Regions from separate parts of the Homo sapiens genome. Here region 2 is linked to region 1. A link is a contact called in ENCODE Hi-C or POLR2A ChIA-PET data. All regions are on one chromosome and are shown on one strand. The core of a region is the stretch at or near the end of the contact, and the rest is flanking DNA. Distances in the headings are between cores, read along the strand shown. Region 1 holds the start of KRTAP5-8 (keratin associated protein 5-8). Region 2 holds the start of INPPL1 (inositol polyphosphate phosphatase like 1).

Region 1 (5,741 bases), core at 1,952-4,451:
TAACTTTGCCCCAACCTTGAGCTCACAAAAACATGTGTTGTATGGAATCAAGGTTTAAGAGATCTAGGGCTGTGCAGGACGTGCCTTGTTAACAAAATGTTTACAGGCAGTATGCTTGGTAAAAGTCATCGCCATTCTCCAGTCTCGAGTAACCAGGGGCACAATGCACTGCTGAAAGCCGCAGGGACCTCTGCCCTGCAAACCTGGGTATGGTCCAAGGTTTCCCCCCAGGTGATAGCCTGAGATATGGCCTCGTGGGATGGGAAAGACCGTCCCCCAGCCCGACACCCATGAAGGGTCTGTGCTGAGGAGGATTAGTAAAAGAGGAAGGCCACTTGCAGTTGAGATAAGAGGAAGGCCTCTGTCTCCTGCCTGTCCCTGGGAACTGAATGTCTCAGTGTAAAACCCGATTGTACATTTGTTCTATTCTGAGATAACAGAAAAACCCCCCTGTGGCAGGAGGCGAGACATGTCGGCAGCAATGCTGCTCTGTTATTCTTTACTCCACTGAGATGTTTGGGTGGAGAGAAGCATAAATCTGGCCTACGTGCACATCCAGGCATAGTACCTCCCCTTGAACTTAATTGTGACACGGATTGCTTTGCTCACATGTTTTCTTGCTGACCTTCTCCCCACTATCACCCTGCTCTCCTGCCTCATTCCTCTCGCTGAGATAGTGAAAATAGTAATCAATAAATACTGAGGGAACTCAGAGGCCTGTGCCGGCACAGGTCCTCCGTATACTGAGTGCCGGTCCCCTGGGCCCACTTTTCTTTCTCTATACTTTGTCTCTGTGTCTTATTTCTTTTCTCAGTCTGTCGTCCCACCTGATGAGAAATACCCACAGGTGTGGAGGGGCTGGCCCCCTTCACACATATATGCATGTATATAAAATACATGTGTAAATATATATATATATACATACATATGGCAAAGCATTTCATTCATATATTCTTGATATTGAATTTATGAAGAGTTCCAACAACTCAATAACCCTACAATAAAGTGGGCAAACAATTTTAACAAAACCTTTTAACAAGAAAGATGTGAAAATGACCAGTAAGTGCAAGAAAAGACCCTCACAAACATTAGTCATCAGAGAAACGCAGATCAAAATCCACATGAGAGGCAATTTTACACCCATCCGACGCCTCACATTTGAAAACCCAATGGCGGTACTGACAGGCCTGGGGCAGCGGACGCTCTCAGGCATTGCTGAGGAGAAGGGAAAGCAGCTTGAGCGTTTGGAAAGCTGTCTGTTTCTTAGAAAGTTAAGCATACACTACTCTATGGTCTAGCAAGGCCAGTCCTCAATATTTAACCAAAAAATTAAAACCAAAAACATGAATACGGAAGGACTGGAAGGCATGATTATGTGTTATTTATCATCGCCCCAAACTGCGAACAATTCAAATATCTATGAACAGGAGAATGGAGGAACGCCGTGGAGAGTATTTTTACACGAAACACTACGCGATGATTAAAAAAGAAGAATAAGGCCAGACGTGGTGGCTCATGCCTGTAGTCCCAGCACGTTGGGAGGCTGAGGCAGGTGGATTGCCTCAGCCCAGGAGGTCGAGGCTGCGGTGAGCCATGAGCGCACCACTCTGCACTCCAGCCTGGGTGACAGAGCAAGACCCTGTCTCAAAAAAAAAAAAAAGAAGAAGAAGAAGAAGGGCAAATCATTGACACACACAATAACATCGTGAGGGAAAGAAACCAGAGTACATTTTTAATGATTTCATTTCCGCGACATTCAATAGCAGGCAAAACTAGTCAGCAAAGCTGTGCCTGTAGTGATGGGCAGGAAGGGAAGGCCGTGAAAGTGAACCTTCTGGGGTTGAAGCAGTTGGTCATGGTTGGGGTGATGGGCACACGAGTACATGTTTAGCGGAACTCATGGAATTGTACACTTAAAGTATGTGCAGAGGCTGGTAGGCCAAGGCTGCAGTGAGCTAGGATCGCACCACTGCCCTCCAGCCTGGGCGACAGAATGAGACACTGCCTCAAAAAAAAAAAAAAAAAAAAAAAAAAAAAAAAAAAAATGCAGTCCGGGTGTGGTGGCTCATGCCTGTAATCCCAACACTTTGGGAGGCCGAGGCAGGTGGATTACTTGAGGTCAGGAGTTCGAGACCAGACAGGCCAACGTGGTGAAACCCCCTCTCTACTAAAAATACAAAAATTAGCTAGGCATGGTGGCACACGCCTGTAATCCCAGCTACTCAGGGGGCTGAGGCAGGAGAATTGCTTGAACTCGGGAGGCAGAGGTTGTAGTGAGCCGAGATCATGCCACTGCACTCCAGCCTGGGCAACACAGTGAGATTTAGTCTCAAAAAAAAAGCATTTCACTGCATGTAAATTTTACCTCAATATAAAATTAAAATTAATCTTCGGAAAATAAAAGTACATTAGAGAGGATGGCTAATCAAAATTTTTGTAGCCTTCAAGGAGAATAAATTTGAAGCATATCTGTTGATTTGTGGAATTTTTACAAAGACTTAATTGAGGAAAACTTGAAAGCATTAGAAAGGGTCCCGTTCCTCTGTTCCCTCTGTGAGCCCAGCTTGCCTGAAGGGAACGTGGGTCTAATCCGTGTCTGGAGGAGTGAGCCGAACCACAGGAAGAAGAGGTAAGAAAGACAAAGGAGAACCAGGGCCACACTCAAATCCACGCTCTTCAAAACTGTGTTTTACAAATTTGACAAAATATTTATCCTGGAAATTTTTAAGCGGTGGAACCTATAGACAGCCTTTTCTTTCAGCTTATTTTGTTAGTTTTAATTTTATTTAATTTTTTTACAAAATGACCACCGTTGATATAAACACCAATGCCAGGGGGTGGAGGGTCTGCATCGCTGAGGAGAGCCCTGAGCGCCAAGGAAAATGGTCCACCCGCTGGCCAAGCCACCACCGTCTCCCAGGCTCCCGGGACACCTGCTGGAGAGGGAGCCCAGTGTCTTCTAACAAAGGGAAACACCTATGAGGAAGAGGCCAAATTTAGAAACCAAGGAAAGGAGAGCTTGGCTGGAGCTGATGGCGGCTCATGGGATTGTGAAGAGATTAAAAATAACACTCGTGCATGTGAAATAGCAGAAACAACAACAGAAGTATTCATGTGTTCAGTATAAACACCTGGGCAGGGATATAAAGGGCCCAGGCTCAGGGAGTTCCACACCTGCACACCTCCCTCTCACCTGCTCCTCTACCTGCTCCACCCTCAACCCACCAGAACCATGGGCTGCTGTGGCTGCTCTGGAGGCTGTGGCTCCGGCTGTGGGGGCTGCGGCTCTGGCTGTGGGGGATGTGGCTCTAGCTGCTGTGTGCCCATCTGCTGCTGCAAGCCCGTGTGCTGCTGTGTGCCAGCCTGTTCCTGCTCCAGCTGTGGCTCCTGTGGGGGCTCCAAGGGGGGCCGTGGCTCCTGTGGGGGCTCCAAGGGGGACTGTGGCTCCTGTGGGGGCTCCAAGGGAGGCTGTGGTTCTTGTGGCTGCTCCCAGTGCAGCTGCTATAAGCCCTGCTGTTGCTCCTCAGGCTGTGGGTCATCCTGCTGCCAGTCCAGCTGCTGCAAACCCTGCTGTTCCCAGTCCAGCTGTTGTAAGCCCTGCAGCTGCTCTTCAGGCTGTGGGTCATCCTGCTGCCAGTCCAGCTGCTGCAAGCCCTGCTGTTCCCAGTCCAGCTGCTGTAAGCCCTGCTGCTGCTCTTCAGGCTGTGGGTCATCCTGCTGCCAGTCCAGCTGCTGCAAGCCCTGCTGTTCCCAGTCCAGCTGCTGTGTCCCAATTTGCTGCCAGTGCAAGATCTGAGGCTCTGCCTACAAATCTCAGCTGGTCCCACAGATCTGGGCTCTCCAGGAATGACTGTAGCTGTGTCCTGAATTCCTGAAGCACATCTCTGAGTCTGTCCTCCTCTGGACTAAGGCAGCCTAGCGTCCAGGGCTCAGTACTCAGCTGCTCAGCCTCTGAGGTCATGAGGGCTTCTGGCATGCTGGGTGCTGCCCATCAACCCTCCCAGAATCCCCTCTTCCTTTCCTGACCTCATCACTTCAACCTTCTCAGGGCTTCAAGATCCCACATCCCTGGGCCCCTCCTGTGAGCCTGCTGGAAACACACTGAAACTGGAATCCTCCGACCTGCTGCCGCCTCTCCCCGGTCCCTGCAACCTCCTGGCTCCTCCACCCTTCATCTTCATCCTGCCTGAGCTGCCACAGCTCCGATTGTTTTTGGAGTTGACCTAGAGGACTCAGAATTATTAGAGACCCCAGGATCCTCTCCTGAGGAGGAGGGGCGCCCAGTCTCCTCTTCTACCTCTGACCTGGCCTTGTTTCTTTCCCCAGGGCTTCGCCTTGTAAGTGCCTAGGCTGAATCTTCTAAATAAATACGATCCACACCTCCCACGAGTTTGCGTTGTGATTCTTTTGTTTCAACTTCTGTGTGATTAGATAAATGTACAATTTTCACAGAGTCGCACTCCCAGGCATTTGGGAACCCCCCGTTCCCTGCTGTGTGAGTTTGCTAGGGCTGCCCCACAAACCATGTGGCTTATGCAACGGGAGTGGATCGTCTCACAGTTTGGAGGCCAGAATCTGCCATCGAGGTGCCTCAGGGCCGGGTCCTCCTGAGACCTCCCTCCGTGGCTTACTGATGCCGCCATCCCTATATCCTCATGTGCTTGTCCCTCTGTGTGTGTCTGCGTCCTCATCTCTTTGTATAAGGACACAGATTAGATTAGGGCCTACCCTACTCCATTATGTCCACGTTTTAACTAATCACCCCTGTAAAGATCTATCTCCAAATAAGGTGCCATTCTGAGATACTGCAGTGAGGACTCCAACGTATGTACCAGGGGGCACAACTCAGCCGTGGTATCCACTTGGCTTGGGGCATCACCATCTTTCCCATCTTCCAGGATACAGAATTGGGAGGCCCCTTGGGCTTCTCTCCCCTACAAGTCGCCAAATCCCACAGCATCTCCTGGAAGACATCCTAAGACACCTCCTTCCTGCCTTCTTGTGACACCTCCCTACCTAGACCTCTGCTTCAGGCCCCCAACTGTCCCTTCCCTGCTGCCTCTGTCAGCTCGGGCTGCCAGAACAAAACCCACAGAGTAAGCCTGGAAGACGGAACAACAGACACCATTTCTCCCAGTTCCGGAGGCTGGAGGGCCTAGACCAAAGTCCGGCATGTTCGACTCATGGGGAGGGAAGGCAGGAGCTGGCGGAGGAGGAGGTGGGCTGCAAGGCTGGAGCCCCCAGACCCAGGCGTCTGTAACAGCAGAGCACGGGAGGCTGCTCGGGAAGCCACCTTCTCACAGGATGGCAGGCCGTGAGTGTCTGATGGAACTGTGACAAGAAAGTGAAAACTCAACAACACGGAATTTTTAGAATGTGCTTCTGAGTTTCTGTTTTAGTAAGTAAGGTTGACTAGACACTATTCACAACCTGGAACTTCTCAAAGGACATGGTGAAACCCCGTCTCCACTAAAAATACAAAAATGAGCCGGGCATGGTGGTGGGCGCCTGTATCCCAGCTACTCAGGAGGCTGAGGCAGGAGAATCGCTTGAAACCGGGAAGCAGAGGGTGCAGTGAGCCCAGACTGCACCACTGCACTCCAGCCTGGGTGACAGAATGAGATTCCATCTCTAAATAAATAAATAAAGTTTTAAAGTGCTGTATTTAAAACATATATTTTTTAAGTCACTGAGCTGTTGAAAAAATAAAATAATCCTCAGAGCCAACAAGCAAGAGAGAG
Region 2 (5,840 bases), core at 1-2,500, 690 kb after region 1:
CGGGGGCGAGTGCTAATAATACCCGTTCGTTCCGCAGCCGCGCTTTACAGTTTACACAGCTGTCACCTTCGTTTCTCCTTAATTAATAATAAAAATAGCCGCCGTTCGGGAGCGCGGGCTGGGCGCCAGGCCCGGTGCCGAGCGCGGTACGAGCTCGGCCCCCAGAGCCGGCCCTCGCCACAGGATCCCCATTTTCCAGAGCGGGAAGCCGACGCTCAACCCCGCGCCGCGACTTGCCCGAGGTCACCCAGTGGGCCAGCGGCTCCGGGACCGAGGCGCGGGGCGGGGTGAGGCGAGGCGCGGTGCTGCCCCCGGCTCCCCGGGGCGGCGCGGGGCGGGGCGGGCGGCGCGGAGGGCGGGGGCGCGCGCGGATGGCCATCTTAAGTGGCCGCCTGGAGCCCAGGGCCGCTGTCCGGGGAAGGGGGCGCCGGAGCAGCCCGGGAGGTGGGGGTCTGCGTGCGGCGGCCGGGATCCCGGGAGGGAACTTTCTACTAGACGGGCCAGGGATCCTCCTGGCTTCGGACTGCTGAACCCCCTCAAGGCCCGGCCTGCGGGTGTGGGGGGTGGTGCTGGGGAACTTGGCCGAGAGGGGGAAGGGCTCTGCGGGGCTGGGAGGGGCTGCGTGAGAGGCTCGAGAACGTCGCACCTCGTCTGGGCCCCCCGCCAGAGTAAGAATCTTCAGAAGCCTGGTTAGCCAGGGAATCTCCCCGCAGGCTTTGCCGGGGGACGGTTCCCGTGGAGTTGGGGGTTCAGATCTAAGAGGGGGCTGCATTTCGCAGGAGTTGGGGGCCCCGCCCGCTTGGGTGGAGGGAAGAGGATGGGTAGGGGGTGGTCCTGGATCCTTCGCAGGTTTGGGGAACTCGATGCAGCCAAGCTGTAAGGGGGACGAGAGGAAGAGCCATGGAGTGGAATCAGACCTTTATGGGGCTTAGGGGTCATATCATTGGGAGAACTGAGAAGCGCTGAATTCTCCAGGGGGTGCCTGGATCCCGAAGTGTCGGGGCCAGGATGGGGGGACTCGGATTTCGATGGGGATTTGGGGACTGGATCTCCTCGGGTGAATGATGGGGGCAGGATCATTGTGGGGTCTGGGAGGTCCCGGGCCCTTCGGGAAGGTGGGGGCACCGTCCCCGCAGGAGGAGCTGGGGGCAGGGGCGGCCCGGGCTGCGGGCCGAGCGGAGGGGGAGGGGGCGGCAGCCGGCCCTGCGCTCCGCTCCTGCCCCTCCCCCGCCGCCTCTGAACAAACTTTTCTTTCTCTTCAAGTTGAGGCCGGCGCTGCAGGCAGCGGCGGCTGCGCGGTGAACGAGGCGGCCTGCGCGGCGGAGTGCTGAGTCCCGATCCCCGGCTCTGTCCGGCCCACGGATCCTCAAGCCCGGGCCCCGGGCCCGGCCCCAGCCTCAGCCCTGAGCGTCTCGGGGCGGATGGCGCGGGGCGGCGGGGGCGGGCGGTGCTGAGCCCTGCGCGGGCCATGGCCTCGGCCTGCGGGGCGCCGGGCCCGGGGGGCGCCCTGGGCAGCCAGGCCCCCTCCTGGTACCACCGCGACCTGAGCCGGGCGGCCGCGGAGGAGCTGCTGGCCCGGGCGGGCCGCGATGGCAGCTTCCTGGTCCGAGACAGCGAGAGCGTGGCGGGGGCCTTCGCGCTCTGCGTCCTGTGAGTGGGGCGGGGGCTCCTTGCGGGCTGGCGTGGACCGGGAGCGCGGGCACGGCCGGGTGTGGAAAGGGCCCGGGTGAGGGTTTCTGGGGCGGTGGGACGCCAGACCCGCCTCCACCCCCCAGAGTGGGAGCCTTGGCTTTCTCCTGGGTCTGAGGAGGGACGCAGGGGCACTTCCTGCTGTGTGTCTGGGGGCACTTTCAGGAGCCTTGAGGGTAGAGAATATGGGGTTCTGTGGCCCAGTGTGACTGTGATGACGAAAAATTCGGGCATTCCCCGGCAGACCCCTTCAGGCATCCTCCAGGTAGAAGGGAGCAGGGGAGAGGATGTGCATTCCACGTTGTGTGCAGTCCCGTTTGGATAGGGACTGAGTGGTGAGCAGGAGAGGGAGTCGGGGCAGAGGGACTGACGGGGTGTGTGGGGATGCCTGGCAGCTTCCTTAGGGCCCCTTTCGGTGCTTTGGGGTTCTGCCTGGCCGTGTATGGGTGGTGGGGGCGGTGATGGGTGGTGTAGAGAGGAAGGCTTGGGGAAGCAGAGGCTGAGGCTGTATGGGACCTTGCCATTATTTCTGAACCAATGAGTGAGTGTTTGAGCCCTGGCTCTGGGCTTGAGCCCTGGTTACCTGGCTGCCCTAGCCCTGAGCTATGAGTGCTGAGTGAGAGCAGAGCCAGACTTGGTGCTTCTCTGAGTGGGCCAGGTCCTGTGGCTGTGCCTTTCAGCCCAGTGTGGTTGGTAGTGGTGCTGGGGTGAGTTAGCACTCTTGGTTTTGCAGCCTTCTAGCGGCTTTGTACCTCCTGCCCTGCAGTCTGACATTGAGTTGGCTTCTGTGGGCCCAGTGAGTGGGAATCTGTGGGGGCTGCTTTATTTAGATCAGTTATTTAGATCTTTATTTAGATCTTTCTTAGCTCTGTGAACCCCCTCCCAAACTCCTGTCCCACTGTACCTTCCTTACCCCTTTGTTCTCCTGACATCTTTGGTCGGGGCGCACATTAGCCTAGACCAGGGGAGACCTTTTTTTTTTTTTTTTTTTTTGAGAAAGAGTCTCGCTCTGTTGCCCAGGCTGGAGTGCAGTAGTGCAATCTCGGCTCACTGCAACCTCCGCCTCCTGGATTCAAGTGATTCTTCTGCCTCTGCCTCGCCAGTAGCTGGGATTACAGGCGCTCGCCACCAAGCCCAGCTAATTTTTGTATTTTTAGTAGAGATGGGGTTTCACCATATTGGCCAGGCTGGTCTTGAACTCCTGACCTCAAGTGATCCACCTGCCCCGGCCTCTCAAAGTGCTAGGATTACAGGTGGAGCCACCTCGCCCAGCTGGGGAGACATTTTTAATTGTCACAACTGGGATGGTGCTATTGACATCTAGTGGGTAGAAGCCGGGGATACTGCTAAACATTCTACAGTGCACAAGAGAGTCCCCCACAACAAAGAACTGTGCAATCCAAAATGTCAGTGGTATGGAGGTTGAAAAACTCTAGCCTAGGCAATTGACCCAACAAGGAAGGGGCCCTATAAGTCTTAGCTTAGGCCTCAAGTCTGAGGCCCAGTAGGGGGAGACTAAGGAGGGACAGACTAGGCAGATGAATATCCCCAAGTCCTGCTTCCCAGCCCCCTCTGAGGCATACCCCCTAATTAGGCTGGGGAGGGAGGCAGGTGCTGGGTCAGCTGTTGAGTGGGAGGGGGACAGCTGGGGCCTGTGTCTGGGTGAGGAACATTATTGTCCCAGGAGGGGGAGAATCCTGGCCTCATTGCCAAGGGAGGCTGTGAATGGGGTGAGGGGTCTGTCTGTGAGTGGGGGCTTCAGGTTTGCCAGCTGACTCTGGCTCTTCCCCGCATCTCAAGAGCCTGGGGGTAAGGATCAGACGTGGGCGATCAGACGTGGGCAATATCTTAGATTTGCCAAATACACACATACTTGCTTACCTGTATACATTCCGGGTGTTCATGGATAACATGCAAGACACGCCCCTGCCCCAGCAGGCACAGGCAATCTGACCAGCAAGCTAGGATACTGGCCCTGGCTTCTGCCATGGTTTAAAATCCCAACTCCACCTTTTACTTACTCTGTGGCCTTAGGAAAATCACTTTTATTCTTTGAGCCTGTTTCCTCAGCTGGAGAATGGGGATAATAATATCTGTTTAGAAGTGTGAGAATTAAGTAAGATTTATAGGACACTGGGTACCCAGCGTGTCACAGATAGGATTCAGTTAATGGTATGCTATTGTAATAAACACAGATAGTGTTTGTAATAGTCTACAAAGGAACACCTGGTGACAGACACTCACCCAGCATAAGCAGCCAGGAGAGTCACCTAGGGTGACTCCTGGGTGACTCCTTGGGGAAGCATGCCCTGAGGTGCGGAGGCAGAGGATCTTCCATCCCCCGCTGATTGTGCACCTGGCTCAGCTGCCACCTGCTCAACTGCGGCTCCTGTCTGTCAGCACCCCTCTTGCCCCTCCTTGGCTTGGGGCTCCTAGAGGCCCAGGTCTCCCATGGGGGCCCTCTTTGGTGGGAAGGCCTAGGGTGATGCCCCCACACTCCTCGGCACAAGTGCCCTAGACATACCCGACTCCAGCAGAGCCAGAGAGCAGCATAAACACAGGAGGCATACACACGTGTTAGCACGTTGCCCGTGTGTGCAAATGGGCTAACCAGGCTTCTGAAGACTCTTACTCTGGCGGGGAGCCCAGACTGGTACCACAGCCCAGAGGGGCTGTTTAGACAGCTGTGGAGGCCACAAAAGAGCTCCCTGTTGCTTCTCAGGCCCTGCCCTGTGGTGGGTGTGGAGTCTGTGTAGGTCTGGTGGGGAGACGGGGGTGTTCTGGTCATTCCTGCCCAATAGGCAACACCAGGAGGGTGGAAGTGGACCGGCCACATCATTAACCCTGTGCAGCCTGGGCAGGTGGTTTTAGGGAAACCAAGCTGAGGGGGTTGGGGTGCTGAGCTTGCTGGCAGGAGGAAGGGGTGCTTTGGGTCTTAGACCCCAGCCTGGGGGTGACAGATTCTGGCCCTGCCTTGGCATCAGGTATCAGAAGCATGTGCACACGTATCGCATTCTGCCTGATGGAGAAGATTTCTTGGCTGTGCAGGTAGGAGCTTGGGCCCCTGACCCCTGACCTTGATCCAGCCTAGGGCTTGGGGACCTGCTGGCTGACCCTTCCTCCCACCCTTGCTGGCCCACAGACCTCGCAGGGTGTGCCTGTGCGCCGCTTCCAGACCCTGGGTGAGCTCATCGGCCTGTACGCCCAGCCCAACCAGGGCCTTGTGTGCGCCCTGCTTCTTCCTGTAGAGGGTGAGCGAGAGCCGGACCCACCGGATGACCGGGATGCCTCAGGTACTTCCCAGTGTGCAGGTCCCCTCCCTGCCCCTGTCCCTTGGCTCTACCTGCCTCTTCCCATCCCCCCTTCTCAACCCCACCTCTCCTGTAACCCCCTTTCCCTTGGCCATGATGCCGGGGCCCTTTAACCCTCTTTCCATGGAAGTCACTTTACAGCTGCATCGTGCCTCCTACTCCACTGAGTGTGGGAGGCCCAAACGGCTGCCCACTGACCCCTGCCCACAGATGGGGAGGATGAGAAGCCCCCGCTGCCCCCGCGCTCTGGCTCCACCAGCATTTCTGCCCCCACTGGGCCCAGCAGTCCCCTGCCAGCTCCTGAGACTCCCACAGCTCCAGCTGCTGAGAGGTGAGACCCCCATCCCATCCACTGAACAGGAGACCCTTTCTCCTCTGAGAACTATTTCCCTACCAAAGGTGGGGAGGCCTTCTAAGACCCCACCAGGGACCCCCACCCCACCTCAGCCCAGAGGCAGATAACCTGATCCATCCCGCCCTGGTTGCCACAGGTACTATCTCCTCTAGGGATGGGGCAGAGGTGCTGGGACAGGTCAGCAGGACCTCCACTGACTTCTTAACCCCTCCCCAAAGTGCTCCCAATGGGCTGAGCACCGTCTCGCACGACTACCTGAAAGGCAGCTATGGGCTGGACCTGGAAGCTGTGAGGGGTGGAGCCAGCCACCTGCCCCACCTCACCCGTACCCTCGCTACCTCATGCCGGAGGCTGCACAGGTATCTGGGACATCCAGCCCCATGTATTACACCCTTACCTCTGACCTGTCCTCACCTGCTTCCCGGCTGCACAGGTGCCCTGATCTCTGATCCTGAACAGTGAACTAGCCATTGCCTCTTGACTTT

The links. Hi-C counts contacts between places; a loop is a spot of excess contacts on that map. ChIA-PET counts read pairs that join two places held with the same protein, here RNA polymerase II (POLR2A). Pooled maps may share reads with other maps.
Region 2: a loop to region 1 is called in a pooled map, with 4 times the contacts of the local background. The contact joins the promoter of INPPL1 here to the promoter of KRTAP5-8 in region 1. A Hi-C loop is called at or near these places in 2 of 50 pooled maps. POLR2A ChIA-PET finds 5 or more read pairs at or near these places in 2 of 52 experiments (Panc1 and activated T-cell).

Annotation. Positions count from the first base shown.
Region 1 is chr11:71,534,824-71,540,564 of GRCh38, forward strand. It overlaps KRTAP5-8 (keratin associated protein 5-8), which reads left to right and starts at 3,202. Exons shown (of 1, transcript NM_021046.3): 1 at 3,202-4,386. The coding sequence starts at 3,233. The coding sequence ends at 3,796. RefSeq lists an enhancer at 543-602.
Region 2 is chr11:72,223,517-72,229,356 of GRCh38, forward strand. It overlaps INPPL1 (inositol polyphosphate phosphatase like 1), which reads left to right and starts at 1,251. Exons shown (of 28, transcript NM_001567.4): 1 at 1,251-1,650; 2 at 4,674-4,737; 3 at 4,832-4,982; 4 at 5,211-5,331; 5 at 5,574-5,714. The coding sequence starts at 1,469. RefSeq lists silencers at 207-606, 1,157-1,516, 1,527-1,736 and an enhancer at 3,142-3,501.